Linked DNA regions of Homo sapiens: all the other regions are linked to region 2. A link is a loop called in an ENCODE intact Hi-C map of the cell type or tissue named here. Cell type or tissue: OCI-LY7. All regions are shown on one strand. Each heading gives the region's core, and the rest is flanking DNA. Links, peaks and the distances in the headings are about the cores only.

Region 1 (11,177 bases), core at 2,723-7,722, 110 kb before region 2:
CAAATGGCAAATAAACATGGAAAAATGTTCAGCCTCATTAAGTGATAAGAATTAAAATGAGGTATAATTTTACCTTCCAAATTATCAAAGATTTAATCATTTTGAAGACTAATGATACCGATGAGAGAGAAAGCAGAGGAAAGCAGTTTGGTAATATTTGTCAGGAGCTTTAAAATGTCAGTATCCGTTGGCCCTGTAATTTGATTTCCAGAAATTATCCTGAGAAAATAATACAAAGCAAGCAAATGTTTTGCATTTTTTGCAGAATATTGGCAATCATAAAAAAATTACAAACGACTAAGAAATTAGGCAATAGTTGAATAAATTATAGCATCTCTACATCAAGGAATATTATGCCAATACGATTCTTTCTGTGAGCAGTTTTTAATAATATGGGAAAATGCTTATATTGTAAGGCTAAGCAAAAGGATAATATTATGTAAGTATTTGCAATATGCTTTACAAAAAAGACTAGAGGGAGAGTCATCAAAATATTATCAAAAAATTGTCGTCAGTGCCAGAGACAATATCGCTCTACTTTGGACCATGTTGGATAAACCCAGCCAAATCCTTATTCTCTGGCTCTGTTTTCTCTCGACACCATGTGGCTTGCCACCCTTCTGTTAACTCATAATTTCCTCCATCAGATGATAATAAATTTAATTTGATCGCCTCTTTCTTTCCATTAGTGATATCAGCAGGTAACCTTGATTATGTGTGAGACATTTTGGCTTCTTAATCAGTTTTGAGACTCTCTTTAGATTTTTTTAAAAAAACACATTTGCAAACTTTATTTGGATGAAGTTCTTCAGCAGATTACATTTTATTTTTAAGTTGGTTCTACTAGCTTTAGTTTTACAGACTATCACCCTCTCGATTGTTCCCCAAATTCTGGGGTTGTATTTATTTGGAGAAAATATATTGCTTTGTGCTGACTACACCACCTGTTATCTCTTGTTCCCCCTACTCACCCACACAAGCTTGATTTTTCCTTGTATTGGCTATCATGTTGAATTTGGCTATTTGGAGGGCTACAAGTGTGGGAGGAAATTTTCAAGCAATATGACCTAGTTTAGAAATCTGACTTTCCAATCAGAAAGGCAGGTGGGAAGATACCCTTGCTGTTTGCTCATGACATGCCATGGAATACATCACTTATCTTTTCCAAGACATTTCCTCTCCTAAGTGACATAGGTAGGGATCATGGATACATAAGACCTGCCTCTATTTCCCTGATCCTAATAGGAAAGAGGTTAGTTTGGCATGTCTTTTTCTTCGGAAACTCTTGCTGATTTCTGGCACTGTGTCCTTTCTGAGTGCTCATAAACTTCTGTTTATGGATCCTGTTTACTAACATTTACCAGGTTAGTTACTAAGATGCAATAGTACTTTTTCCTTGTTTTTGAAAGTCAGGACATCTGCTCATCTTCGCTTTGTTCTTCATGTCTTACTCTTCAGGATTTCTCAGGGTTATCAAAATCACACCTGAGTGTTATTTTAGCCTACTGAAATGGAATTAACCTGGGTGTAGAAAACTGATTCCATTTAGCATGATTAGGTGCTTCCTTTCAAATTTACCTTGCATCTAGGTCTTCAGTTCCCTACTAATTATGTTTGTTCGCTCTGTCAGATGGAAGATCATTCTTGATGGAAAAGATAAAGCCAAAGTGAATGAAGTAATTGTCTTCTTACGTAATCTGTTTACATTAAAATATATTCTCTAGTAGATTGAAGACCTATTATGTTCTTCTTAATCTAAACATAGTTTGACGTTTTCTAGAACTCTTAGCTACTTAATGCTTCTCAGAGATTTGTGACAACTTTTTTCTGTGACCTTAGACAATTTACTTAACCTTGATTTTCTTATCTTTAAGAAGGAAATAATAATAGTGTTTTACATAATCAAGTGATTATGAAGAATGAATGAGTCAATATTTGTGAAAGGCTTTGAGAGTAAGCACCACCTATTTGTTAAATGATTATTCTTAAAAAAATAATATCTGTGTTCCTTAGAGAACCCTTGTCTCCATTTTGTATATACCATCTCTTATGTTCAGTCATTATAATTATCATAATGGAATGATCAGAATTTATTTCTTCATTAGTGAATGCTATAGAGTAGCCTCAGGTGTTTATGAAGCACATAAAATGTATTTAATCGTTTGGTGCATTCCTCAGTAAACTCTTTAAATTGTTTAATCACTTTAATTGTAGCTCACTAAATCCTCAATGGTGTTTATGAATTATAACTTTTGAAAATGTTTTTATAATCTTCATTTGGTCTGGCTTTTGAATACATTGTCTTAAAATTTTTTTTTTAAATAAGTGATACCATTCTCATTCTTAGAGAAAACAATAATGTTTAGTATAAGGCTTTTAAAAATCTTCCCCACTGATATATATTTGAATTGTAACAGAATGATTTCACTTTTATTCCCTAGGTTGTATATGATTTATAGCCCTTATTTACAAAGTGATTAGTAAGTTTATGTGCTAGAAAGTTCTGATTTTTTCTGATTAAGTAATATCAATCAATTTCAACTTTTATGTGAAGCATATTTCTTGTCTGACTTTCAGAAACTGTTTATGTGTTCCAAACTTTCATTCTTCTATGCTAGTTTTCCAACCCTGATTAAATAACTTTATTTAATAACCAGCTTTGGTCCCTTTATTATCAACTTAGAAAAATAAGCTAAAATGTATATATTTAGCATTTATATATTTATAATGTAATACCTACATGTCTAAATACAGAAATACACATTTTGTCTCTTTTTCCTTTACAGGATATGTAAAACTCAATGCTTGTTCTATAGAAGAATGCATAAAATTTTTAGTGATTTAGAAAATGTATGTTTTCTTGAAGCCCTTCAGGTAGAATTTGGCCAAATAAAGAATAGAGTATCACATAAACTACTTAGGAAATGAATCATTCGGCTCTATAAAAGTAAGGGAGATATGTCTAATTCTAGTCAGGATGATGACATGGGGCAAAATGTGCCTCTTTCTGCTGTCATTTCAAACCCATCCGAGTGAGCCAGAAAGGGAAGTGTTAACCGCACTTAATACTTAATGCTGACTGCATGCTCATGGTCTCTATGGAGAATTCCTGCAAAAGCGATCCAGGAGCACATTTAAAGTCCTCCTTTTCTTGCTCTATTCTACCTCTCTAGTCTTATGTTCTGAGACCTCCCTGCAGGGGCCTGACATTTTGGCTAAATTATTTCCTACTTTCTAAATCTATTCCCATGCCTGCTGCTATCCATAACTTAATCAACAATGAAGCTTTACTAACTAGCACACTAATGTCAAAATTTTTTTTTAATTGGTGAAACTGGTGACTTGTTAATTAGCATAACAAATGATGGAAAAGGGGGCTTACTGGTGAAATTAAAAGTATTCAATATATGTAGATTGGCTAAAATACTTTAAAGACACTGTCTCTACCCTTGCATGAATAGAGTTTCAGAATCTGGCAAGGTTTGTCCTGTCCCCTTTGAGATGGTGCCAAAGGCTTGCTCCATAATTGTTTCTGTATCCAGCCATTGGTTTCAGATAGGGTTTCTCAACCTCAGCACTATTGACATTTTGGGCAAGATAATCGTTTGTTGCAAGGGTGTTGTCCTGTGCCTTGTAGGATGTTTAACAGCATTTCTGGCCTCTACCCACTATACACCAGTAGCATACTGCCTTTTTCTCCCCATGACAATGAAAAATGTTTCCAGACATTGCCAAATATCCCCTGGGAGCAAAGTCACCCCAGTTGAAAACCACTTGTTTAAGAGGATTTCTGCTTGAATAATCCTGACTAGAAGAAATAGAATCCTGCCTAGGGTGTGTGGCCATCTTCCTGCAGGAATGTGTCACACAGGGATGGAGAACCTAAAGGATAGCTGTCACTTCCCAAGTTGCAGAGTAGGTCATCTGATTAGTTTGTGTCTGCTATATTTATGGATTCTTATGTAGACCATCTCTGTCTGGCATACTAGATCTGAGCCTTGATTTAATTATAACCTACTAGTGAGGTTGATGGTAGCTAGCCAACCCTCTCCACCACAGACTTCTTTGGTGGCTTCTGTGATTTACCATAAAAAAAAAAAAAACTAAGAGTGTGGACCAAATTGGCTTTGGCTGATTCACCAAAGACTCAATATCCACACAAGAAGTAGACAGGCACTACTTTATTGGAAAGAAATCTTAGTGGAGGTATGCTGGGCCATGGAGAGCCAATCCATGATGTGTTGAGATTTAGTAAACCCCATTCTCACCCACAAGAAGTAAAGGCAGTACAAGGGGACTCCCAGTGGTTTCCTCCAGACCAGGGACTGCACCAATCCAAACTTCGTAGACTCTGCAGATTTGGTAACTTTCCAACTGTATTAGTCCATTTTCATGCTGCTGATAAAGACATACCCCAGCCTGGAAAATTTACAAAAGAAAGAGGTTTATTGGACTTACAATTCCATGTGGCTGAGACGGCCTCACAATCATGGTGGAATGTGAAAGGCACATCTCACATGGTAGCAGACAAGTGAAAAGAGAGCTTGTGTAGGGGAACTCCTCTTTTTTTTTTTTTTTTTGAGACAGAGTCTTGCTCTGTCGCCCAGGCTAGAGTGCAGCGGCACGATCTCAGCTCACTGCAAGCTTCGTGGGAACTCCTCTTTTTAAAACCATCAGATCTCTTGAGACTTATTCACTGTCATGAGAGTAGCATGGGAAAGACTTGCCTCCATGATTCAATTACCTCCCATTGGTTCCTTCCCACAACATGTGGGAATTCAAGATGAGATTTGGGTGGGGACACAGCCAAACCATAACATTCCACCCCTGGCCTCTCCCAAATCTCATGTCCTCACATTTTAAAACCATTCATGCCTTCCCAACAGTCCCCCAAATTCTTAACTCATTTTAGTATTAACTCAAAAGTCCACAGTTCAAAGTCTCATCCGAGACAAGGCAAGTCCCTTCCACCTGTGAGTCTGTTAACTCAAATGCAAGTTAGTTACTTCCTAGATACAATGGGGGTATGGGCATTGGATAAATACAGCCATTCTAAATAGGAGACATTGGCCAAAACAAAGGGGCCACAGGCCCCATGCAAGTCTGAAATCCAGCAGGACAGTCAAACCTTAAAGCCCCAAAATGATGTCGTTTGACTCCATGTCTCACATCCAGGTTAAGCTGGTGCAAGAGGTGGGTTCCCATGGTCTTGGGCAGCTCCACTCCTGTGGCTTTGCAGGGTACAGCCTCCCTCCCTGCGGCTTTCTTGGGCTGGCATTGAGTGTCTGCGGCTTTTCCTGGCACATGGTGCAAGCTTTCGTGGATCTACCATTCTGGGGTCTGGAGGACAGTGGCCCACTTCTCACAGCTCCACTAGGTGGTGCCCCAGTAGGGACTCTGTATGGGGACTCCAACCCGACATTTCCCTTCTGTACTGCCCTAGCAGAGGTTCTCCATGACAGCCTTGCCCCTGCAGCAAACTTCTGCCTGGGCATCCAGGTGTTTCCATACGTCTTCTGAAATCTAGGTGGAGGTTCTCAAACCTCAGTTCTTGACTTCTGTGTACCTGCAGGCTCAACACCACATGGAAGCTGCCAATGCTTGGGGCTTCCACCCTCTGAAGCAACAGCCCAAGTTGTACCTTGGGCCGTTTTAGCCATAACTGGGGTGGCTGGGATGCAGGGCATCAAGTCCCTAGACTACACAAAACAGAAGGACCCTGGGCCTGGCCCATGAAACCATATTTTCCTCCTAAACCTCCAGGCGTGTGATGGGAGGGGCTGCCGCAAAGGTCTCCGACATGCCTTGGAGGCCTTTTTTCCATTGTCTCAGTGATTAACATTCAGCTCCTTGTTACTTATGCAAATTTCTGCAGCTGGCTTGAATTTCTCCTCAGAAAATGGGATTTTCTTTTCTATTGCATTGTCAGGCTGCAAATTTTCCAAACTTTTATGCTCTGTTTCCCTTTTAAAACTGAATGCCCTCAACAGCACCTAAGTCACCTCTTGAGTGCTTTGCTCCTTTGTAGGGACATGGATGAAATTGGAAATCATCATTCTCAGTAAACTATCACAAGAACAAAAAACCAAACACCGCATATTCTCACTCATAGGTGGGAATTGAACAATGAGGTCACATGGACACAGGAAGGGGAATATCACACTCTGGGGACTGTTGTGGGGTGGGGGGAGGGGGGAGGGATAGCATCGGGAGATATACCTAATGCTAGATGAGGAGTTAGTGGGTGCAGCGCACCAGCATGGCACATGTATACATATGTAACTAACCTGCACAATGTGCACATGTACCCTAAAACTTAAAGTATAATAAAAAAAAAAAAAAAAAGAAATTTCTTCCACTAGATACCCTAAATCATCTCTCTCAAGTTCATAAGTTCCACAAATCTCTAGGGCGGAGCAAAACGCCACCAGTCTCTTTGCTAAAACATAACAATAGTCACTTTTGCTCCAGTTCCTAATAAGTTCCTCATCTCCATCTGAGGCCACCTCAGCCTGAACCTTATTGTTCATATCACTATCAGCATTTTTGTCAAAGCTGTTCAACGAGTCTCTAGGAAGTTCCAAACTTTCCCACATTTTCCTGTCTTCTGAGCCCTCCAAACTGTTCCAGTCTCTGCCTGTTACCCAGTTCCAAAGTCACTCCCACATTTTTGGGCATCTTTTCAGCAGTGCCCCACTCTACTGGTACCAATTTACCATTTTAGTCCGTTTTCATGCTGCTGATAAAGACATTCCCGAGACTGGCAATTTACAAAAGAAGGAGATTTATTGGACTTATGGTTCCATGTGGCTGGGAAGGCCTCACAGTCATGGTGGAAGGTGAAAGACACGTTTCACATGGCAGCAGACAAGAGAAAAGAGAGCTTGTGCAGAGGAACTCCTCTTTTTAAAACCATCAGATCTCATGAGACTTATTCACTATCATGAGAATAGCATGGGAAAGGCTTGCCCCCATGATTCAATTACCTCCCACCAAGTCCCTCCCACAACACGTGGGAATTCAAGATGAGATTTGGGTGGGGACACAGCCAAACCATATCACCAATACTAGTTAATGGAAAGGACCTGTGTCTTTGAACAGGGCAAAGGGTTCTGGGAGCCAGTTGGCTGCGATTTGTAACCAGGAACAAGAGGAAAAGAATCCAAGGGAGAAGAGCTGCTGGGGCAGCAACAGAGAACTGAGCCCAGCTGAGAAAGGAAAAAATGCCAGAGTCCTCCTGTGCCTCCCCTCTAATTCTCCTCTGCCACACTTGGGATGGGCTCAGTATCTCCAAGTTCAGTGCTCAAGCAGACTGAGATGCCAGTTTCCAGTTCTGGCAGGTTCTCCCAGTCCAAACCCCCATCACATTTCCTGGGTGATGAAGGCTGAAGGACAAGGGAGGGGACAGCCTCAGCACTTCCCCCAAGCCATCTGCCACTTGCTCGAGCTTCTCTCATTATCTGCTGGGTAGAGATGAGGGGCAAACTGAGGTGGGGCCGATCTGCCTCTCTGTATACCCTAGAGGATGAATCTGGACCTTCAAAGTTGATTGTTCTCTGTAGAAAGTAAGGTCGTTAGCACTTCTTGGTACTTACTCAGCTTTAGGCCTAAGTTATGGATTTTAAAATAGCAGTTACATCCCATTCAACATCCTATTACAAAAATATCAGAGCAAAAGCTGAAATTCTCCTTCTTCACACATACTCCCCAATCTTACCTCCTTTACTTAACTTTCTTTTCTAAAAAGCTTTGAAAGAACTAAACAATGCAGAAAGTAACATAGCAGGCACTGTTGTACCAATTACCCACTACTACTCAGAATGACCAAATGTAGCATATTTTCCCATTTTCTCCCAATGTTCAAAATAAAAGGAATATAACATTATAGAGAAAGTTGAAATCTCTTTGTTCATCCCAAACCGCGTCATATACCTCTTCCTGAAGGTAATTACTGTCATGAAGTTGCTATGTATCCTTTATTTTTTTAACTATGCATTAATTAACCAGCAAACCGTACATATCATTTATTTATATAAGTTATATGCTATGTGTTTTGTTCTGCAAATTTATTTTTACTCGTTGCCATGCTTTTGAGATCTTTGTTAATTAAAAAACCTCATTCATTTTAACTTCTATGTAGTAATCTATTGTATTAATATTCCAAATTTTGTTTAAGTGTTCCCTTTTGATGGACAATTAGATTATTTGTAATTATCATTGTTACTGTTATAAGCAAAGGTACAGTGAACATATTTATCTACATGACCCTGAACACACATGCGAGATTTCCTCTAGGACATACAGCTAAAAGAGAAATTATTTGGCCAGATACATGGCCAATTGATTTCTATATTTCAGTAGAAAACTTGTCTTGAATAGGAGTTGTGTGTGTGTGTGTCCTATTTCCACATGACCCATCTGGGTCCCCTGTGGTGAATAAGGTCTCCCACTGGTGACTTGAGGTTCTCCTGCAGATCCTATTTGTGAGCCATTGGGCATCTTAGCTCAATTCATGGTGGGCTGACTGTCCATGTTTCCTTCAGCCACCCTGGACGGCAGCTGTGTGCCGGGTGAGTTAGAGGATGAATTGCAGCTCTATAATGATCTGTTTTCATTATCAGAGGAGTCCTTCTCAACTCTCGTTTCTCGCTGACTGCTTCTCCTTTCCATAGCCTGACTTGAGTTCTTGCCTGCTTTGACCATGAGAACTGAAAATTGAGGACTAGTAAGTATAAGCCCTTCCTGGGGCTCCTATCACATGGCATGTGCCCATTGGAATGGTAAAATTGAGGACAAATGTAAAACAAAACAAAACAACAAAACAAAACAAAACAAAACCTTTCTCCAGCACTAACAGCTGGTGGGCTTAAGAATTATTCAGGTTAAGTTGAATTGACTTCAAGTTTGAGCTGACTTGGTCTGTGAAGTTGTATGGACTTCTAATCACCAGAAATCCTCAGCTCTGCCTCAGTCTAAAATTACCGAGTCCCTTCCTTTGAGTCAAGAAGATAAGTCAAACTATTCTAGAAAAGCCACCATCCCTCTAGGACCTCATGTATTAATGTAGGGTATGGGCTGGGCTGCTGACTCAAACAATATATTCCTCTCCTGTGCAATAAGGCAAGTGGAAGCTTTTCCCCATGGGTTAATCCAGTCACATAATTTCTTCTATTGCATCCTCCCCTCACCACCTCTGTGGAGCACCAAGTCTCTATTCCAGCTCACACACACAGGAAATGGCAAAAAAAGAAGTGGGGAGTGAAAGCTTTCTTTGAAAAATGAGATGTGAAAGTTGCACATATCTCTTCTGCTTCTATCTGTTTGCCAAAATTTAGTTATAAGGCCACCCCTTCATGCAAGGGATGCTGTGAAATGTACATTTAGCTGGGTAGCAACTGTCCTGCTAAAATCCAGTGGGAAGAGTGCTCCCTTATTAAAACGAAGAAGGGGAAAACGTATCTTGGGAATATTTAGCAATCTCTGCCTCATCTGGCACTATATTTTGATACCTGCACAGGTAAGAAAAATCCACTCACGTAATACGAAGTCAAACCATAACCTATCTACATATTTAGATCTATCTATCTACAACTATCTATAGTTCATCAATTCTAACACACGTTTTACACCATAGCAGCTCAGCTCTCAAACTGGAATGTCTCTTCACAGTTGATGGTGTCTTATGGTCTCTGCCAGCCAGAAAGCAGTAATGGTGTGGTTGTCATTGCCTGCACATTCATAAACTTAGCCATTTAAAGGATAAGCTCTCCACAGGTGCGAAAAAACCCCAAACATTTAAGACCATTTGAGAAAGGAATGTGAGTGTTGGCCTTGCCTTGTAATCTTCTGTTGACACCTGAAAAAAATCAAGGATGTTCCAGCATCAAAAGTTGCAGAATGGGTGTCAGCTTCTTGGAAGAAAATTCCAGAGAAAAGAGAGGAATCCTCAGAAGAAATGCATCACCAATGCTCTTGATAGCATGAGGAACAGAAATACACAGAAAAATTATAAACTTTAATGATTCTGAGTTGAAAAATAAATTATAAGACTTTGAATGTAGATATGTAGAATTCTCTATTTAGTGTATGTTTTAGCATGATATATGCTAAAAGTCTATTCTAAATAAGCCCAAAAGAGCTTTAAGCAATATGAAAACATCGAGGCTATCAAAATATTATCCCAAACTTGGAAATAGACAAGAGAGATTTATTTTTAGTGCAGTGCTAGGTTTGATTTTCTATTTGGCTATTTTATAATTTTATAGAGGTAGAGTTTAGATTGTAGATTTAGTCCAGTAGAAATGCAAATCATTTCTATCCCATGAAATGGATAAGCCCAATGATATGGCTATAGCTTTGTCTGATATTAATCAGATTTTTGCTTTGTTTTCTTCAAATTTAACCCAACAATCTAGTAAATCACCTATATATACACCCAACTTCTCAAATCCCATTTGGACTCGTTTAATATTATGCTTGTTCTCTTAATAATTAGCAAGTTGAATAAAATCTTTGATGTGCTTACTTTAAGTTTGCATGAGAGTTTTCTTCTTCCTTTAACAAATCATAGGACACTTGGCAGCATTTCTTTAGTGATGCAGAAAATAATGGCATGACTTGCAATTGATGGCATGCTAAGTTCGATGGATTATGGTATTGCTGCTGCCTCAATTTCTATTTCATCAGCAAGCTAGTGAAAAGGAAATTAGGGTGACCAAATCACAAATGTTGTAGGCATGACATCTCAAAATGTTTTGATGAAGCTTTAGTCTGGAAACACTCTGCAATAGGCATATGTCATTATTTTGCCTGCTCAGCATCAGAAATGCATTCCTTTGTTTCGGGAATTTCCTATCTGTGATATCTTATGGCACATTGAGATGCTTTCCCACTGCTGAAGCTAACCGTGGCAGATACTTGCTTCCCCAGCCTCCTTTGAAGCTGAGACATAGATATGTTTACACCATCCTGGACTATAAATTAGAAACTGGTGCCTCAGTCAAGCAGGTTCTTCAGGGAATCCTCTCTAGGGGTGGCACTAGCTGTCACAGACAGAGTTCTTAGGGTGGCCATCGCTGAAGCGGGAGCACTGGGCAAGTGCCTAGGGTGGGTAGTGGAGGCAGCATCAGTTTTTGGCCTGAGTTGATCTGAGTCCTCTGAGGTTGTGTGGCCTCTCA
Region 2 (8,979 bases), core at 694-5,693:
ATCATAACACAAACATCAGGAAAATGTGTCTAAAAGCAGCATCTGCAATGGCAGTGTGTGGGTATATGAAGACTTCACAAAAGGCCTGAGCCACGTCTCCCCTGACCCTGGCTATGGGACAGATCACTTTTTGCTTCTGTGATCAGGCCTTCACCAAAGAGGCAGCATGGATCTGTACTTTGTAAAAGGGAAGAGATCTCAGAAGAGAAACATTTGTAGTCGGAAAGGAAAGTGAGAAAATTCAACAGGTGGGAGAGGATGCAGGAGGAGCTGCTGGCCAGGGCATGAGCGAGGAGGGAAGTGCAGGCAGGTGGAATCGCCTGGGCCCGTGAGGACAGCAACTTGTGCAAGGGTGACTAGTGACACACACAGATAACCTTTGATGATGGAATGGGCCTATATGCCATGACTTGAAATCCCATCCCTCCTCATCATTTTAAGAAGACACCTGGGGCCGGGCATGGTGGCTCAAGCCTGTAATCCCAGCACTTTGGGAGGCCGAGGCGGGCAGATCACAAGATCAGGAGATAAAGACCATCCTGGCTAACACGGTGAAACCCCGTCTCTACTAAAAATACAAAAAATTAGCCGGGCCTGGTGGCAGGCGCCTGTAGTCCCAGCTACTTGGGAGGCTGAGGCAGGAGAATGGCATGAACCCGGGAGGCGGAGCTTGCAGTGAGCCAAGATCGTGCCACTGCACTCCAGCCTGGGTGACAGAGCAAGACTCCCTCTCAAAAAAAAAAAAAAAAAAAAAAAAAAAGAAAATAGAAGACACCTGGGTTCCAGGAGACTGCTGGTGAATGACCAACACATCAGAACAGTCAGCATGAGTCAGGGGAACCCCAGGGCTTTGCGTTCTGCCCAGAAGGAAGAAGGATCTGCTTGGAGGAAGGGATGCTGGGAAAAGAGAAAAGGAGGAGCTAAACAGGAAAGGCTTACAGGCCGGAAGCGAATTACCAGACTACAACTAGGGAGCGGGCCCTCCTGGGTGTTCCACAACCCAGATGAGAGAATTTTAGCTTTCTGTCTCAGTCAAAACTCTCAACACCAGCATTAACCTGTGGGCACTGAGCCATCTGAGGGTGCTGAGCACATTCACTCGTGTCTGTCCTTTCCTCATCTTGAACCCCTTTCCTGCAACCAAGGGTCAAGTCATGTGGTCACCCAGGCTGGAGTGCAGTGGCATGATCACAGCTCACTGCAGCATCGAAACCCTGGGCTCAAGCCATCCTCCTGCCCCAGCATCCTGAGTAGCTGAGACTACAGGTGCACAACACCATTCCCAGCTAATTAAAAACAATTTTTTTTTTTTTTAGAACAAGGGGTCTTGCCATGTTGCCCAGGCTGGTCTTGAACTCCTGGCCTCAAGTGATCCTCCTGCCTCAGCTTCCCGAGCAGCTAGGCTTACAGATGAGCCTCACCATGCCTGGCTCTCTAGTTTTCTTGCATTTCTCTACTCCCACTATCTTACCTAAATCTTAAAAGACAGACAAAGGTTCTTATAGTTAGCCCTTTCTCAAAAACCTTGACCCTGAAATTTGAACTTCCCACAATTATTCCTGGTTTCTTTCTAGTTCCACAAACTTTCTCCTAGTTCTTGGATCATGGTTTGTTCCTCTTTCCCTTCATAGATAACACTGGAGATAACATTCATCTCAGAAGTTAGATTCCTTTAAAAACAAATGCTCTAGTTCCTGGGGCACTAGAGAGAAAAGATTTGCCAACAAAAGGGTCCAGCTTGCCAGTCAGTCATGTGGCAGGTCAGAGAGAACACATGTGGCAGGCAGACAGGTGGGCACAGTGCTGCTGAGAACGGACATGCTCCCTTACAGGTTGTGTGAGAAATCCAAGAGTTTCAATACACAAAAGGACCGGAGAGGAAGCTACGGCCCTGGTTTTTATAAGGAAGGAAGAGAGCCGGGTTGCACTAGGCTAGACAATTCTAGTTTCTTGTGACTGACTGAAGCGTAAATGACAGTGATAATGATAGAAATAATCACAGCAGTAATAAATAATTTGGTTAAGAAAAAAACTGAAGCGGTGCTTTGCTTCATTTCTTACCATCTTTTTGGCAAACAGAATGATGCTGAAAATATCAAAACAGGGCAGCAGCCAGGAGGAAGGGAAAATCAAGCGGTTTTAAAAAATGACAGACAGAAAAATCAGCTCCTAAGTTACTTAGAGTTGATGCACTGGCAACTTACAGGACTCTGAAAAGAACCAAGGAGTTGGGATATTTTTAAAATTCCATTTATTTTAAAGGAATGTTTGGTTTGCCTACTAATTGTTTTTAGATTAATTCTTAGTGGAGAGAAAAAGTAAAAAAAAAAAAAAATTGCATCCTGCAAAACAGGTTGCAGTGTTAATTTAAAACACACATGTATAAAAATGGGCAGGTGGGTTGAGGGGTGCTACTGCCCCCAGGGACCTGCGGCTCTGTTCTTTTCTCCTCCTTGCAGGAAGTGAGCCTGCATCCGACTTCCCCTTTCTGGCTCGGTTGTCACATCCTTCAGGGACATTCCAGCTTCTGATCACTTTTCGCTTTGCCTCAGCACAGTCGCACTATGCGGCCAGTCACGGCACCACTGCACTACTGCACCATCTGAGCCCCATGCCAGAGTATCCAGCGACTCCTCCTGCATGTTGGAACCAACAGTCCTAGGGGAGGATGATGACTCGGCCAAGTACCCTCCGCCGCCTCCCTACCCCCAACCATCTGTGGGCTATGTCTCTCTGCTGCCAACCAGAAGATAATAATTCCACTGTGCCAAGCGCCCAGAACATGATCCTAGGCTCCACATTTAGAAGGGATAAAGGCTACCTGGAACATGTCCCCGCATGTTCAGAGGGAGGCAAATGGGAGGAAGTGAAGGAGCTCGATTAGGACATGTGAGAAGAGGCTGAAGGAATAGAGCAGCTTAAAGAGAACTCATAGAAAGAGAAAACTAATCTTAAGGGATCTGAAGGATTCATTTAATTGTAATGAAAAGGAATTAACTTGTTCTGGGAGGCCCTAGAGCTACCAAGCAGAAACTACAAGGAAAGATTTTGGCTCCTCCAAGTAACAGCTCAGGTTTCTCAAAAGATGGAATGGGCTGGGGTGGGGAGGGGACAGCAAGTATGGCCATGGGATGAAGCTCTCACAGAGGGGAGGGCGGTTACCCTGCGCCTCCCTGACAGTGCGTGAAGGGAGGTGTTCACGTTCCCATTTATTCTGAGTTTCCTGTATGGGAACACGATCACTGCCAATTTCCTTGTAGTCCCATGTCACTTTTCCATAGAAAAACGCACACGGACTTTCCCTTGAAGAAGCTTTCTCTTTGAACACGGCAGTCTTCTTACTAATATAGAAATGACCAGCCAATCTTTGGGATCAGAAACACTAAAATATTACTACAATGTGGACGCTCATGTCAATCCTTTTACAAACCTCTGTAGGAGTGCTTCTCTGAATAATTTTAAAATTGAAGGGGAAAAAAACCCCATAGTGTTAGATTTTCATTTAAGTTCAATGCTGAATTTCTAAGGCGGAAATCAGTGTAACCAGAAGCACCCAGTAACCCGAAGGGGATGCTTTTCATATTTTCAGTCTGTTTAACTCCACCCATTTGAGAAGATAAGAAGATGCCTTTTCTATTTTTAGATTCTTACCCTCTCCCCATATCATCTAAACTGAGGACATAGCTCTAAGCTTCAAGACTATGAAACTCTATTAGCTGGCTCCCCAGCTGCTGAGCTCTGTTATGCAAATGAACTTAGCCAGAACGAGCAGGCGGTATTTTAAAGACCCATTCAAAGTCTGATACATCTCACCTTCCATTATTTTAAAGGACTTTCATTTGTGATTCAGCTACAGCTTGAATTTATTGTTCTTTTACAACCCTGATTATATACAGACCCACAAATACCATATGTGAGACTCAGTGCTAATTTGTGTACACGTCTCATTTTTATGGGATCTAATTTGAAAGATCTCTTAGAAGCAAAATTGGAAGACAGAAGGTCCACCTCACATAGCACCAAGTCTGCACTTTTGAACAGAGGCCATTAGGACCTTTTTTCCTATAAAAATGAGTTACTGGGGAAGACTCAATGTGGACATAGAACTCTGGCAGTTACAACAAGGCAGGAGGAGGGCAAGTCCTCTCATGCCTGGTTCATTTATCAGGACGTGTTGTACATGGCACCAGGGCTGGTCAGAAGCACCCAGGCAGGCACTCTAGTTTCATGGATGTGAATCTCTGATAAGGCCATTGCTGTGAACTGCTCACGTGTTTCCATAACTAATGGATCTGACTTGGTCTGTGATGCTGCAAGGACAATATCAATACAGGAAGAGAACTTGACTCTGAAGTTTTCAGCAGTATTCAGCCAGGATATTCATTCTAATCTCTGCTCAAAAGCAAGGAACTTGCTCTCAGTTGCTCACAAAATATTAATATTTAAGTCAGCAATTATTCTATGCAGTACTCCAGTTCTGGTAATGGTAATTTCAAATGATCCCAAATAATAAGCTGACACTGTCCAGAAATTCAGATTATGGTCATTTAACCCATACTACCTTGGAGGGCAAAGTTCCTAGCCATTTGCCTTTAGGCCACATTCTCAAGTTCTCTGATGGGGTAAAGGGACAAATACAGGACTTCCATGCTATTCTGCCACCCTGCTAGGGCTGTCTACAATAATCCACGTTCCTTGGATGGGCTGAAACATGGCTTTTCTGTATGATACCAGCACTGGCTATATGTGGAATCTGGTAGTCGTCATTCTACTCTCAATCTACTTCCACTACCAACATCCTTGCGTTATTTGTATATGTGTTACTACAAATATATTTGTTGAATGATTTCCCTCTAACTAGGCTGAAAGCTCTTCTGTGGGCATGAGCTTATTCATCTTTTGCCTCCCACAACACATGGCCCACAGTGAACTTCAAATTCACAAGTGTTAAATCCATAACCCCTGCTAGACTTTCCATCATGAGAGCCAGGTTGACTTGCTCCCGGGGGCCAAACCCTAGAGCAAGTCTACAGAGGCTCTCTGGAAAGTGACAAATCTGAAATGCTTTGTTCTCTAAATAATTTACACCTGTGAAGAGTACTAGCTAGCATGAGTGCTTTCTGTGGGCCAGGCAGGCATGTAATGCTCAGAGCATACCTCTTAGGAAGCAGTCTTAGATGAAGCCTGTGTCTCCAGTCAATCACCCAAAATGTGGAGGAGCTAGGATTCCAGCCATAGCTGCATTCTGTAGCCACTGCCGATTTGATAACTCAAGGACTGCCAACCTGAAGACTATGTATCTTGAAGTCTGACAGCACCAAGAGGAAATGACACACCAAGAGCGCAACACGGATGAGAGGTGGAGATGCTAACCTGACCTTGTCAGAAGCCAAAAATGAGAAGAAGGGTCCTAGACACTGGTCCCTCCATCTCTAACTCACTAGGACTTTTCAGTATTTTTGCTATTGTCAACAAGAATCTCAAAAGGAATTTGACTTGTGGTAAACGTCAAAAGATTTGAATTGTAAAGTAACAAAGCCCCCCCCCCACCCCCCGCCCCCCGCCATCCTCGAGGAGAAAAACAAACATCCTGTTCTTAGAAAATCGTGTTAAGTGCTGTTCATTCTTTTCCCAGAGGAAGCCCATTGCATGCGACAGTGAACAATCACAGGCTTTCACTGGGGACAATAGCTCCCTAGCTTCCTAACTGACACTTCATTTCCCTCCTAACCTGAAACTAAGAACCTTGTGTTCCCTACATGGAAAGCTCTCCCACCTTCTTACCATCAGCCTCTATTCACAACATCCTCTGAGACCTGCTCCAGATGCACTTCCTTCCTGGAGGAAGTCTACTCGAATGCACCTCACGTAATCCAACCTTGCTACTGCTTTGCTTAGGGGTTTTCTTAGGGGTTGTGGAGGGCTTGTATTATGTGATTTGTTGTTTTCCTGTTTTGTGGTTTTAATGCCTGATATTTCCAGGTGGCTGGTGAGCTCAAAAAGAATAAAGTAAGCAAAAGGGCTATACATGAGTGTTCCTGTTGGGAAAACTCTCCTCCTTTTTATGCTGAATCACTTACAGAGCCTCCTCTTGAGCTGGGGACACAGAAGGCCCTCAAATCTTACTGAATAAGCTCTTCTAGTTTTCTTTCTGACCATCCCTTAAGTCAAGGGTCTACAAGCTACAGGCCGGCCAAATCCGGCCCCCTGCCTGTTTTTATAGATAAAGTTTTATTAGAACACACCTATGCCTATTCATTTATGTACTGTCTACAGCTCAGTGGGGTTCTCAACTGAGGGTGATATTTGTTCCCTATGCGATATTTGGCAATGTCTGGGAATATTGTGGGTTTTCGTGACTGGGGGTGGTGTGCTCCTGGCATCTAGTGGGTAGAAGCCAGGAATGCTGCTAAACATCCTACAGTGTACAGGACAACTCCCCAAAGCAAAGAATTATCTGGCCTCAAATCTCAGTAGTGCTGAAGTTGAGAAATCCCAGTAAAGGTGCTTTTGCTCTATCAGGTCAGAGTTGAGTAGCCTGTGACAGAGACTGTATGTTGCTCTCAAAGCCCAAAGTATTAACTGAGCCCTTACAGAAGAAGTCTGAACCCCTGTCTTAAATGTTGGCATTTTCATAGGGTTGGATGGCTGCTGCCCATCCCCCACTCCTCAACAATTCCCCCGGCAATCACATACCACCTCTAGGGATAACTTCCAAGTCAGTACCTTCAACCCACATGCATCTACTTAAGTCCAGACCAGTGCTACTCAAAGTGGGTTCATACAGTCCATGATGAGATAAGAACAGAAGTTGGAAGCAAGATCTTTTTGACATTGCCTTAACATCAAGCATGTGACCAACAGATTTTTTTCTTACTGAATAGGCTATTGACAAGTTTGGGAGCTGTATGCTGTTGAGCTTGCATGGCGGTTGTGTGTGGCCCAAGCTCCATATTCCTTGTGCACAGTAGTATTGTACAATGGATTGGAAATGGAAACAAACAAAAAGACAGTGGCCCTTCCCAGAGAGTTTGAAAAGCATTGATTGGCCTTTCCCTTCCCTTATATTCCAGACTTCTCTACTTTGCTTCCCTTGTCCCATATAATACTCATAAACCTTGCCCCAAATGGGATTTGCCATCTTTCTTCCCCCTGCCTGCCTTAGGCATCTGCCTTCCAAACTATGCTTTCCTGGTAAATGGCAGAAGTCACTCAATTCCAAAACCCAGCTATCATCCCAGCACTTCTCCCCGCCTCCATCTCTACATCAAGTCCTATAGTCCTATCAGTCTGTCTGGACTGTCTCTCCTCATTCATCCCTGCTCCATCAGCCTTACTCCTGGCCCCCATGATCTTTCTCCTGCACAAGGACATTTGCCTTTCACCTACCTCCCTGCCTCCCCGGTCCTTCCACCTTATCTTCCAATCTACACCAGAGTGAGGTACCTAGAATCCTCATGTAACCTTATCACTCTCTGCTTTAAAACCTTTCAAGGGTTTTAAGGCTACAGCTTGGAGATAAGATAAAATAGCTTGTGAAGCCCACTTCAGCAATCTGGGGGGCCTGCCACACTTGCAACTGAATCTCCTGCCAGTTCCCCATGGCATCCTAAGCTCCCATAGCGTCCTGTGTACACCTCAAACCTAGCAACTATCACACTGGATTATTACCACTACTTATTTAACTCTTCCCCAATCAGGCTATAATCTGGGAGAGAGAACGGAGATCTTATTCATAGCAGGTATTGAAAAAAATGTTGAATGGATAAACAAATGAGAAAGCTTGAAAGACATTGCTGTGCCTCTTCCTCTTTAACCCTGCCTGCTCTATTGAAAATGCAAGATGGAATCTATGATTCTTACAGAAGAAAACAAACATGTAACAAGAAGCTGTCTCCTCTTTTCTTGTGGCAAAGGCTTTCATTTTTCCATCTGTAAGCCATTTTAACCTTCCCCTATCCATGCAGGGTAATAATTTAACAGTGTATCAATGCAAGCCAGAGTAATTCTACAGGACCATACAGATCTTTGGCAAATATACAGATAAAAAATATAGATCTTAAGGCAAATATTTGTGGACATGCTGTTTGAAAGAGATATGACTCCTATCCCTGAATGCAATGTGCAAATAGTGTCTTAGGTAAGACTCAAAGAAAATTTGACAATACAGTCCTCTGAATTCAAACTCAGTGACTCTACTTAAATCAAACTTAAAGAATGAGGCCCTGGAGAAACAATGAACTTGCTCTTTTCTCTTTTCAAAAGGAGATGTGTTAAGGGAGAACTTGGCTCATTTGGCCTAAAATGTACAAGGAAACCTCAAGAAACTACAATGGACAGTCTATAGAAAAGGGTTGTTTGGAAGATCAATGTGTGACTGGCACAGATCAGATATGTGGGGAAAAATAAACCTATCAAAACATTTGCCAAACCAAACCAAATGAAACACCGACTGTACGGGCCAACGAAACTGCTATCTCACTGCTGTTCCTGGCCTGAGCGGGGGAAGAGCTGGACCAAAACTATGAGCCAGCCCTGTAAGACGCAGAAGCCCTGATACACTGGGTACCAGTTACCTTCATGTAAAATGGAGATAATCATCCCAAACTTTATAATAACCACAGGTGTTAGAGCTGAGTGTTAAAATCTACAGTGCTATGTAAACACAAGGCATTATCTTTTCCCCAAATGAGACCAGACTATCTACTGAAATACAGAGTGGAGGGGAAACTATTCTCATTGCCAAAATAAACACTTCTATTTTCTCCTTAAATTTCGCCTGTACCACTCATTAATAAAATTGTTGCAGATGAGGCTAAAATGGTTCCTATTGATCCTGTGGACAGTCTCCACAGTTGGAAGGGATTCCTACCACCAGCTTGATTAGAAGTTAATTCCCCTGTCAATGGGACATAGGGCTGGGGCTATCTTCTCATTCACACCTACATGCATCGGTTATCTTCAGTTGGGGCTCTTCCA
Region 3 (11,177 bases), core at 3,376-8,375, 320 kb before region 2:
AAAAAGAAATCTATTAGCAGACACTCCCTGTTAACACCATTAGTCTCGGAGTTGGCAGGCCCACCCAGTGGGTTCTGCCGGGAGCCCTCAGGCAAAGACTCCCAGATGCTTGCTGTTGGAAGCCCCTGAAAGGGCATGCATGGGAATGGTGAGTATGGAGGGATACTGGCAGGGCACCTAATGCATCTGCTACATAGGGCTTCGATGTCTGTCTTACAGATCTGCATCTCTCTCCTTGATCTTTCTATAAGCACCTGAGTGTCCCACAGAAAGACCACAAATTCCAAGTGTCCCTAATTGAACTCATCTTTTCCTTGTAACCTGTTCCTCTTCCTATATTTCCAATCTTAGTGCATGGTACCACCGTCTATTTATCCAAGACAGAACCCACTAAGTCAGCCTAAACTCTTTTCCCTTGTTCTCTAGATCTAATTGGTGACCAAGTCCCATCAATTTCATACCATTATGTTTCTTGTATGGTATCTCTTTTCTTCTTTTCCACTGTCTCCTAGTTCAGGCCTTAAATAGCCCTCACCTGGTCCACTGAAATGATGTTCTAAGGTTTCCTACCTCAAATATTCTCTTCTGTTAATTTTAAGAATTGATACATGTGGTGATAGCTGTCTCCCCTCTGCTACCTGATAAGTACTTCCAATATTCATTCACTTCAAGTTTCTCCTCTGTAAGACCTTCCCTGTCCACTCCAGGTCATATGGGAATCATTATTCCTTTCTTTGTGCTCCTGGCATGTTCCTTCATAGCACCTGTGACACTGTATTGCGCAACTATTTATCTTACTAAACCACATGCTTCTGGAGCGCCGAAGCCATAGTTAATTTATCCATATATCCATTGCAGAGTGCCTTGAACAGTATTAATGCTCCACTGACATGGTTGAGTGTTAGAGGTTTGGGAATCATTGCATAGGGTAGAGAATGAAACTATGGGAAGGGATGAAATTTCCCTTAGGGAAGTCCAGGAGCAGGAATTACATTTGTTGAGATCCTACTCCGCTGAAGGAAGCGGGACTTTAGGTTTGGCCCCAGAGACTCTGCACTTTCCACTAATTACATACAGACTGAAGAAGGTCCGTTCTATTTGGCAATTACAAGTTAGTTTGTTAATTCTGATGAGAGAAGTCAGGAGAAGATTGAGGGCCAAAGCCAGACTGCAGTGAATTGATGGGGTAATTTTTAGATGAGAAGAGGACATAGAGAGTACGCTGGTGATTTTCAGATTTTCAGATATCAATAACCCATAAATTTGTTTAAAAATGGAGACTAAGCAAGTTGCCAACTTCTTGTTTTACCAATTAAGAACACTGAAGCAAAGCAACACTTCAGCATCACTAATCATTAGGGAAATGCAAATCAAAACCACAGTGAGATATCTCCTCACATTCATAAGGATAGCTACTGTGAAAAAAAGACAGAAAACAACAGGTGTTAGCAAAGATGTAGGGAGATTGAAACTCTTAGGCACTGTTGGTGGGAATGTGAAATGGTGCAGCTGCTATGGTGATTCCTCAAAAAATTCAAAGTAAGGTTACCATATGATTCGGCAATTCTACTTCTGGGTGTATATCTAAAAGAATCGAAGGCAGGGTCTTGAAGAGATATTTATACACAAATCTCCATAGAAGCATTATTAGGAATAGCCAAAAGGTGGAAGCAACCCAAGTGTCCATCAACAGATGGGTGGATAAGCAAAATGTGGTATACACATAAAACAGAATATTATTCAGCCTTAAAAAGGAAGGAAATTCTGAGACATGCTATACCATGGGTGAACCTTCAAGACATTATGTTAAGTGAAATAAGACAGTTTCAGAAAGACAAATACTGTATAATTCCACTTATGTGAGGTATGTCCTTAGAATAGTCAAATTCACAGAGACAGAAAGAAGAATGGTGGTTGCTAGAGGCTGGGGGGAAGAGAGAATGTAGAGGTATTGTTTAATGGGTGCAGTTTCAGTTTTGCAACATGAAAATAATTCTAGAGGTGGATTGTAGTGATGGTTGCAGAAAAATGTAAATGTGTTTAATGAACTGAATGTATTTAATGTTAAGATGGCAAATTTTATGTTGTATGTATTTTACCACAATGAAACAACAAGAGAGCAAGACAATAAAAGACAAACCCAAGAACCTACAACTGATTATTCCCAAATATGGAGGAAGAATGTAAGATCAAAGATCAGACTTTGATTAAATATAATTGCCTTATTAACAACATTTTAAAAAATGTTCTCCTTTTGCAACAAACTGAGCAAGCATAATCATGGACAGGCATTAATATGGAACTGGCATTTGGGAACTAATGGTGTAGATTACATTAAAAAATGGAAGTGAAGGGAAAGAGTAATAATTAAAGGAGATATCAGGGTCAAGGGAAGATCATTGTCTGCTTGTCGTTAGCCTACTGGTTAGGCTGTACATTACATACTGTAATGAATCAAATATTTCTCCATATTTGTGGCAGGCACTAGGTTTTATAATCATAAGGTATGTGTTTTTAGACACAACATTTTTCAAGAACTTACTATACTACCAGGTGCCTGCCATTTAAGGATTATATTATCATAATTTTTTTACACCTGCAAAGGATATGCTAAAGATGTGTGCATGTGTGTACTATAAAATAATAGTATTCTGTAGCTATCTGCATAATTGAATAAAGATTAACATGTAATTGTAGCACACAGAGAAGTTTTATAATTAGGCTATTGTCTATCCACTTTACCAGGTTTCCCTCATATTTTCAGTCTCTAAAAATCACGAATAGGCCAGGCACAGTGGCTCACACCTATAATCCCAGCACTTTGGGAGGCCGAGACAGAGGATCATCTGAGGTCAGGAGTTCGAGACCAGCCTGACCAACATGGAGAAACCCCATCTCTACTAAAAATACAAAATTAGCTGGGTGTGGTGGCGCATGCCTGTAATCCTAGCTACTCGGGAGGCTGAGGCAGAAGAATCGCTGGAACCTGGGAGGCGGAGGTTGTGGTGAGCTGAGATTGTGCCATTGTACTCCAGCCTGGGCAACAAGAGCGAAACTCCGTCTCAAAAAAAAAAAAAAAATCCTGAATAATAATTGTTACTGCATTCTTTATCTATGGCTCAATCTTTTTTTTTTTTTTGAGATGGAGTCTCGCTCTGTAGCCCAGGCTAGAATGCAGTGGCACGATCTTCGCTCACTACAGCCTCCGTCTCCCAGGTTCAAATGATTCTCCTGCCTCAGCCTCCTGAGTAGATGGGATTATAGGCATGCGCCATTACACCCGGCTAATTTTTATATTTTTGGAAGAGACGGGGGTCTCACCATTTTAGCCACGCTGGTCTTGAACTCCTGACCTCAAATGATCCGCCTGCCTCGGTCTCCCAAAGTTCTGGGATTACAGGTGTAAGCCACCATGCCTGGCCTATGGCTTTGTCTTTAATGTCATTTATTTCCTGTCTGAGACATTAGTTTGTTTCTCTAATTGATGGTCATTTTCTCTAATCAAAGAATAGAATCAAGAGAAGACCATTTTGCCTCAGAGTGGAATGAAGATGTACAGTTCTCTTATGGCCCCTCCTTTTTGCTTATGAAATTTCCTTTTGGTCCCCTTTCTAAAATTACTACTGTGCTTCTTCCTGATTGTAATACAGATCTAACACTGTTAGAAGGAAATTTTTTGGAGGACGAAACAAAGATATTATAAAAGGCAATTAATCTCTTTTCCTTTCTCACAGAGCTGTAAATTCAAACTTTAGTGTTCTGCATAATAGGTATGTGATTTACTGAGGGAAGACCATAAAAGATCAAGGTTTGGGCAGTAACAGAAGGGGATTAGTCTTACTAAAATTCTATGCTAAGTAATTTAATCTTCTTTTTTAGGGAAATTTAGATATACTCTTGGCCTGGTGCTACTAATCATGAGCTCTGTTGAAATGCTTTCCCAAACATTAAAATTGAGGATGGATTAGTTCATCTAATTTACTATAATCTGAACAATAGCATATATGTGAACCGTAGTGTTGAAAGGATTTTTTATGATCACAATCTGTACTAAGTATTACTAAAACATTCAAAATACTTTGTGAATGTTTTCACGTATAAAAATAAAACGAACAGCATAAATTCATTCTAAATTTAAGCAAAAGTTAGATATTTATAGGAGCATATGTAGTTTTAGGGCCGAATTTGAGTTATGGTGTTACGTTGCAACTTTCTACTGTTATTATTGTTAATAGCTATGTGTGGCATAGCCAACTTGTTTTTTAAATAACTGTTGCTATTTTCTGTGAATGTGTCATTTTTATTTGCTTAATTAATGTTCTATTTTGGACCCTGTGGAAAGAGGTTTTAGAGCCTTTCTTCCTCTTACTTGACACTGATGGGCCTAAGCTGAGTCTTAAAAGCAAACTTTTTCGTGTTGTTTGTTTGGTAAGACTTGAAAATTACTCTTAGAATGACTGTTCTTTCATGAAAAGCCAGAAAGAGACTAATTAACAAGCACAATTAACATTATAAGATTGAGAGAAAGGATGCTTTTTCAGTTGTCTGATAACAGTCTGTGTAGCCTGATCAGTAGGAAAATATCACAATTTCATATCTTTAAAACATGGATAAGTAGAATATAACACTGCAGAAAATCCACAAATGACCCCAGAGCAAAAGACAACTGAGTGGCTTCGTCTTGACTTTAGGTTATATTAGTTTACATTTTGGCATTTAATTTTTTTGAAAAAAATTTCCCTTTCCCCCTTCTACTAATAGATATGATATTAGATATATGATTAAAGGAGACAAAAATACAAAAATGAATATTGTACTTAAAATCTAGAGATAAAATACTTTCAATGGTATCTGATTTTAACTTCAGTAAAAGCTTTCCTCAGCTTATTGAAAGTTAGATTTTAATAGCTACTTAAATTTTCTCCTCTGAAACTATAAAAGCCTGTAGGGTAGAGTAAAAGTACACTGCCTGCAAATGAATCAGCTTTGCATGGCTTTGAACAGATGACTTAACCTTGTACCTTAACTTTTTTATCATTAACAATGAGGATAATAACAATAATAATATCTCTCATCATACTTATTTATAGAATTAGGTCTTAAAAACACATTATTGACACACTTAACATCTCTGATCATATTTTTAACCTACACCATAAAAATTTAGTAACTCTGAATGAAAAATTCTTGAACTAACAGCTTTTTACCTTTCATGTTCTATCATTAATATGTTGCAGAAGGCCGGGTGCGGTGGCTCATACCTGTAATTTCAGCACTTTGGGAGGCCAAGGTGGGTGGATTGCTTGAAGTTAGGAGATCGAGATCAGCCTGGCTAACATGGTGAAACCCTGTCTCTACTAAAAATACAAAAATTAGCTTGGTGTGGTGTTGCACGCACACCTGTAGTCCCAGCTGCTCAAGAGGCTAATGTGTGAGAATCACTTGAATCCTGGAGGCGGAGGTTGCGCTGAGCCAAGATCGTGCAGCAGTCTGGGTGCTGGGTGTAGCACTATGCTACAGCCTGGGTGACAGAGCAAGAAACTGTCTCAAAAAAAAAAAAATATATATATATATGAAATTGGTGCTTTATCTTATCTGATCCCACAAGATGGAAAAATTAAACATAGATGAAATTTTTTGAATAAAATGTCAACATGTATGCCTCTATAAATATACAGACTTAAACATTATATGCATGGATGCTTCCTGTAACGATCAGTTGTTTGTAACTTCACATCATAGGCAGTTTAGGTACTGTGTAGATCAGTGCTGTCTATTCTGTGAGCTGTAAAGAATGAATTTTGTGTGTGAGTCTTTGTCTTTTGCTGGGCTAGGTGCCAGAGCTCCGGCATTGGAAGGTGGTTGACTTGCAGATTGGTGAGAAGAATTTACTGACAACAGTATAGGTTTGAAAAGGAAAGTTTTACTAGATAGAAAGAAAGCTGCAAAAGAATGCAGCAGGGCACCTCAGCAAGGGAGGAATTGTGGTGGATTTTCCCTTAGGCGTGTTTATGAACCTTAAAGCGGGAGTTTAATGGTAATTTGGACCCTATTAGCCACATAGGTCATGATAAATGGTTAAATTTGTAGGCATTTTGGTGCCTTGATGTCAGCAAGTGTTGCACAATGAGTTTCAACATACATACATTCTGCAGATGTATGGAAATTCTAGTTACTTATAAATTTTTGAGAAAGAAGCCTGGAACCAGATGCCCGCTTTAGATAACAGGGAAGTCTAATTACTTCTAAATTCCTCAGACGAGGAGTTTTTTCCTCTGGATGGCTGGCTTGACGGTCACCAGGTGACCTCCACTCTCTTCATCTTTGATTCTACTTCTCATCTCCTTGAGTGCACTGAAATTTCTTACTAGAGATTCATTTCTTTGGACCTTGAACACTTTTGGTTTTCAGAGCTCTCAGAGAAAAACTGATCAAAAGTATGATAAATTATTAAATGGATAAAAGGAATTTTGTTTGAGGGGCATAATTAGTGTTTGTGAAAGGAATCAGGGTTTATGGGGACTGTTCCTCTGTCCTTCTTCGAGAGGACAGCGCATGTTATTTAATAGGACTGGGAAGTGAGAAGGCCAGAAAACCAAAGAAGAGGAACGTTTTTTTTCTCCTAGCTTTTATTGCCACCTTCACCCGACCTCTGATCTGGTGAAAGAAGTTGGGAATATTTACAGGAAATCTGGATTCCTGAGATTTCTAAGGAACACTAAAAATCTGACACTGGACTGCAGAGGCAAATATTTTAATTTTTCACTCTGCTATCGAAAGAGGTGGCGGACAGATTCAAACAAGAATATAATGTAGGACTCTTTACATTCTGTGACTATTAAAGGAACAAAAGGCAGGGTGCTTCAGTACTAGACTTGCATGGGGCCAGAAAGTTGGGGGGTTTGAATTTAAGCTGCCTACTTCATAATTTGTCTAAGGCTGGGCCACTTTCCCAATCTTTTTTGCTATTATCCTCAGGGCCTTATGAAATAACTACAATGCAACATGACTATTAATGTTATAGTTAATCTGATTATATGATTTTTGCTGATGTATTTCTCAAAGTGTGTGACTTCATGCAATGATTCTCAGCCGTGGCTGCACGTTAGAATCACCTGGGGAGCTTTTAAGCGATCTGACGCCCAGACCACACACCAGGCTAATCATATCAGAATCTCTGGGGGTGGAAGTCAGACATCACCATTTTCTAAAAAAGGCTTTCTAGATAATTTCCATGTGTAGCTACAGTTGTAAGCATTGGTTTAATGTATTATCATCTGTCTCTCTCAAGTAGAATGGTTTTAACATAGTGATTCTCTAATGTTTTGGTCTCAGAACTCCTTGCATTAGTAACAGTAATTGAGGACCACAAATAGCTTTCATTTATGTGGACCATGTCTATCAATATTTATTGTATTGAAAATTAGAACAGGCATTTTACAAATACTTAATTATGGATTTATTTTAAAAGAATAAAGTCATTGCATCTAAAGACACATGTTTTATGAAAAAATACATTTTCCAAAGTAAAAAGAGTTTAGTGAGAAGATTGGCATTTAAAAAAATCTCTTTAATTTCTGACTTTTTAGATGACAACTGGATTCCCATATTTGCTTATGCATTCCACCTGTTGTGATATATTATTTTGGCTGAAGTACATGAAGAAAATTTGACCCCACACGGACATGTAGTAGGAAAAAGGAAGAGTATTTTAATAGCCTCTTCAGATAACTGTGGATAATCTCCTTCATTATTAAATCAAAACATAACAAATGATAGTGTCATAAAAGGTACAACTTAAAATCTGCTTCTAAATACATGTTTTTATTCCATTACATTAAAATCCACTGGGTGTCTCTTATACTTTGAGTGGAACTTTTCTTTGTGACTTTGTAACATGATGAATTGAACATTTGGAAAATATTGCTTCACTGAGTTATGCAGATATTCCAAATGTTGAGCATTTCATTATATATAATAAATAATCACATTTGTTAAAATCACCAATTTTGTCATAAAAGTTGTTGCATATCAGGAAACTATCAAGCTTATGGTAGCAGATACAAGTTATCCAAAATTCCAATTTTTACTGCAAAGATCCAGTTTTATCACTGGCAACAAACAGTGTCAGTTATTTTCCTTCAAGGGATAGGCGCACTTTATTCATCTTCAAATGTCTGCCAAATATCCAAGTCTGAATAATCATAATTTATCAGTCATTGTTCTTTCAATTAAATTGGAATTTCATGAAAAAAGTAGCAAGTTCACTATGCTTCTCTCTCTCTCTCTTTTTCTTTTTTTGAGACTGTCTCTCTCTGTCACACAGGCTGGAGTGCAGTGGTGTGATCTCTGCTCACTGCAAACTCTGTTTCCCAGGTTCAAGTGATTCTCCTTCCTCAGTCTCTGGAGTAGCTGTGACTACAGGCACCTGCCACCATTCCCAGCTAATTTTTGTATTTTTAGTAGAGATGGGGGTTTTATCCTGTTGGCCAGGCTGGTCTTGAACTCCTAACCTCAAGTGATCCACCTGCTTTGTCCTCCCAAAATGTTGGGATTACAGATGTGAGCCACTGCGGCCCACTATACTTCTGAAACAACGGTACAAATGCTTTTCTTTGAGACAATTGCCCTTTGGTGTGCAGCAGAAGTGTTTGATTTCTACGTCTTATTTTCCCATGTGAGTATAAAGAGCTGCATACTCTCAATTTGTGCTTCCAGTTAAGATGGAACTGGATTTGTCATCCCACCTAAAATATATTAAAAATGACATTCACAATGGATTGGATAAAGAAAACGTCACACACACACACACACACACACACACACACACGCACACACACACACACACCCTGGAATACTACCAGCAATTAAAAATAACAAAATTTTGTCTTTTGTAACAACATGGATGGAACTGGAGGCCATTATCTTTAGTGAAACAGCTCAACTAGCACATGTTCTCACTTATAAGTGGAAGCTAAATAATGTGTACACAATGACATGAAGAGCTGAATAATAGACATTGGAGACTTGGAAGGGTGGGAGGGTAGGAGGGATGAGAAATTACCTGATGGGTAAATGTATACTATGTTTTCAGGTGATGCTTACACTAAAAGCCCAGACTTGTCCACTATGCAGTATATCCATGTACCAAAACTGCTCCTGTACTCTCTAAGTGTATAAAAATTTTTAAAATGATGCTTAAATATTGGAAAAGAGGTATCACAGGAAAGTGGTGAGAAAAGGGAAAATGAAATGAGATGAGCCTGATGTTTTCTCCAGCTTACTGCTTTGAGAGTTTCCAGGATGCAGTGCAGGTAGGAGGAGTCCACACAGAGCTGGTGGTCTCCATGAGATGAAAACGCAGACGTGAGGAGCTCTCTCTCCTCCTGTACTCTGTCCTGCTAGATTTAAAATCTAGCTTCATGGAGAGACAGCTTCAGAAGGCAGTAAAACAACAATTTTATTACTTCATCAATGACATTCTTAAGTGAAACTGGCTCTTTTTCTTTTCTTTTATCGTCCTCTTCTTTTTTTTTTTCTTTATGCGTGGCAGTGAAAAATACTAAGATGGCTGGGTATGGTGGCTTACGTCTGCAATCCCAGCACTTTGGGAGGCCGAGGCAGGTAGATCACCTGAGGTCAGGAGTTCGAGACCAGTCTGACCAACATGGTGAAACCCTGTCTCTACTAAAAATACAAAAATTAGCAGGGTATGGTGGTGCATGCCTGTAATCCCATCTCCTCAGGAGGCTGAGATAGGAGAATCGCTTGAACCTGGGAGGCAGAGGTTGTAGTGAGCCGAGATGGCACCATGGCACTCTAGCCTGGGAAATAAGAGTGAAACTCCTTCCAAAAAGAAAGAAAGAAAGAAAAACACAATGACTACAAGTATAGATTTTCCTCCTCAATAGTACAGTTTTGTGTCCTGTATTGACAGTTGCTAAGGTGCCAGCATTTTTACCCATCATTGCTTTTGCAACATCAGTGCAAAGTCTATACAGTAGAAAAAATGAATCTTGTTTTGGTATTATTATAAAAGTTGATTTGACTTTGGAGACAGCCAAGAGGGTCTTGGGGAATCCCCAGTATCCATGGACCACACTTTTGAAAACTATTGTTTTAATAGAACCTTCTGGTCATTACTACTTTGATCTAATGGCGCCACTTTAAAGGTGGGACTGGGTGTAGGAACATCCTGCCATGGCAGCTTCATGGAGAAGATCTGTTTTGGCAATTGGGTCCTTCATTTCCTTCACATCACAGTATGGAATCTATACTATAATGGAGGTAAAAATTTCTCCACTTGAGAACAGTGTTATCACTGTATATACAACACATTTTTTCCATGATGAAAAACAGGGTCTGAAACTTTAATTAAAATGGAAAAGTCATTAGTTATCTTCCATGGGAAGAGTTTGAAGAAAGGAAAAGTTGAAGTAGGGCAAAAATAGCAGATATAAGGTATTTCTAAACGTTTCCCAAATGAAGGAAGAGAGAAAAGAATGAGCGAAGGAAAGGAAAAGGGTATTTAGTGTGTAAGACACTAGAAAAGATATGCATAAGGAATGAAGTGATACATACATAGTGGTGTTGGATTTGTAGATTCTTGGAAAGTTGGCAGAAAAGCTTACATGTAAAAAAAAAACCAATGTATTGAAATCAGTCTCACTAGCTATGTGGAATGTTTTAGATTTGTACCAGATACAATACGTTTGTGGTGGATACAGGAGATGCGCTGCCCAGATCTGCCCCCAGGGAAGGACCCTGCTCCAGCTGTTGGAGGCCGGCTGGCCCACAGCCTCTAGCAGTCAAGCTCTTTTGGCTGGAAAGCCGCTTGCAGGAAATCACTCCATGGAGGTGCAGAGATAAGGCCCCAGACATTTTGGCCCAGTATGGGACAACTTTGACCGTCTTTTTCAGCTTCAGGACTCCCATGGAGTTGGGTGAGGTTGTTGGGCCCGCTTTGCTGCTAACTTCTCCCTCTGTTCTCTCCTGTTCCCCTTCTTCCTCCCACAGGGGTTTGTCCCAAGGGCACTCCCTAATACACATCCTGCATGTTAAACTCTTGTCTCAGAGTCTGCTTCCTGTAGATACCAAACTGTAAGAACATCTTATTGACTTAAATATAACCAAAATTGGAGAAACTTAGGAAACAAAATCATCATTACGTTATGTGC

What was found. Peaks named below come from ENCODE experiments on the same cell type or tissue, not always from the same donor. Only the 100,000 strongest peaks of a DNase experiment are listed, where the experiment ranks them.
Region 1: it touches region 2 in a loop (2.2-fold over the local background); 8 of 110 quality-filtered maps call a loop at or near these places.
Region 3: it touches region 2 in a loop (4-fold over the local background); 2 of 110 quality-filtered maps call a loop at or near these places.

Annotation. Positions count from the first base shown.
Region 1 is chr2:37,541,155-37,552,331 of GRCh38, forward strand. No RefSeq gene overlaps it. Among named protein-coding and RNA genes, the nearest start is that of LINC03063, 16 kb to the right of the region's middle. In OCI-LY7, for the core only: a CTCF peak has its summit at 5,366 (motif pointing right); a DNase peak (open chromatin) is centred at 5,407.
Region 2 is chr2:37,651,442-37,660,420 of GRCh38, forward strand. All of the region lies in intron 1 of CDC42EP3 (CDC42 effector protein 3), which reads right to left. Among named protein-coding and RNA genes, the nearest start is that of CDC42EP3, 16 kb to the right of the region's middle. RefSeq lists enhancers at 819-1,008, 2,631-2,840, 3,508-3,567, 4,965-5,084, 5,531-6,036. In OCI-LY7, for the core only: no CTCF peak of the experiment used is centred there; DNase peaks (open chromatin) are centred at 820, 2,480, 3,690, 5,350 and 1 weaker place; H3K4me3 peaks cover 4,888 bases; H3K27ac peaks cover 4,929 bases.
Region 3 is chr2:37,331,981-37,343,157 of GRCh38, forward strand. It overlaps LOC124907754 (a long non-coding RNA gene), which reads right to left. Exons shown (of 2, transcript XR_007086284.1): 2 at 7,436-8,747. Among named protein-coding and RNA genes, the nearest start is that of QPCT, 7.1 kb to the right of the region's middle. In OCI-LY7, for the core only: no CTCF peak of the experiment used is centred there; DNase peaks (open chromatin) are centred at 5,441, 5,752 and 7,151; H3K4me3 peaks cover 3,989 bases; H3K27ac peaks cover 4,154 bases.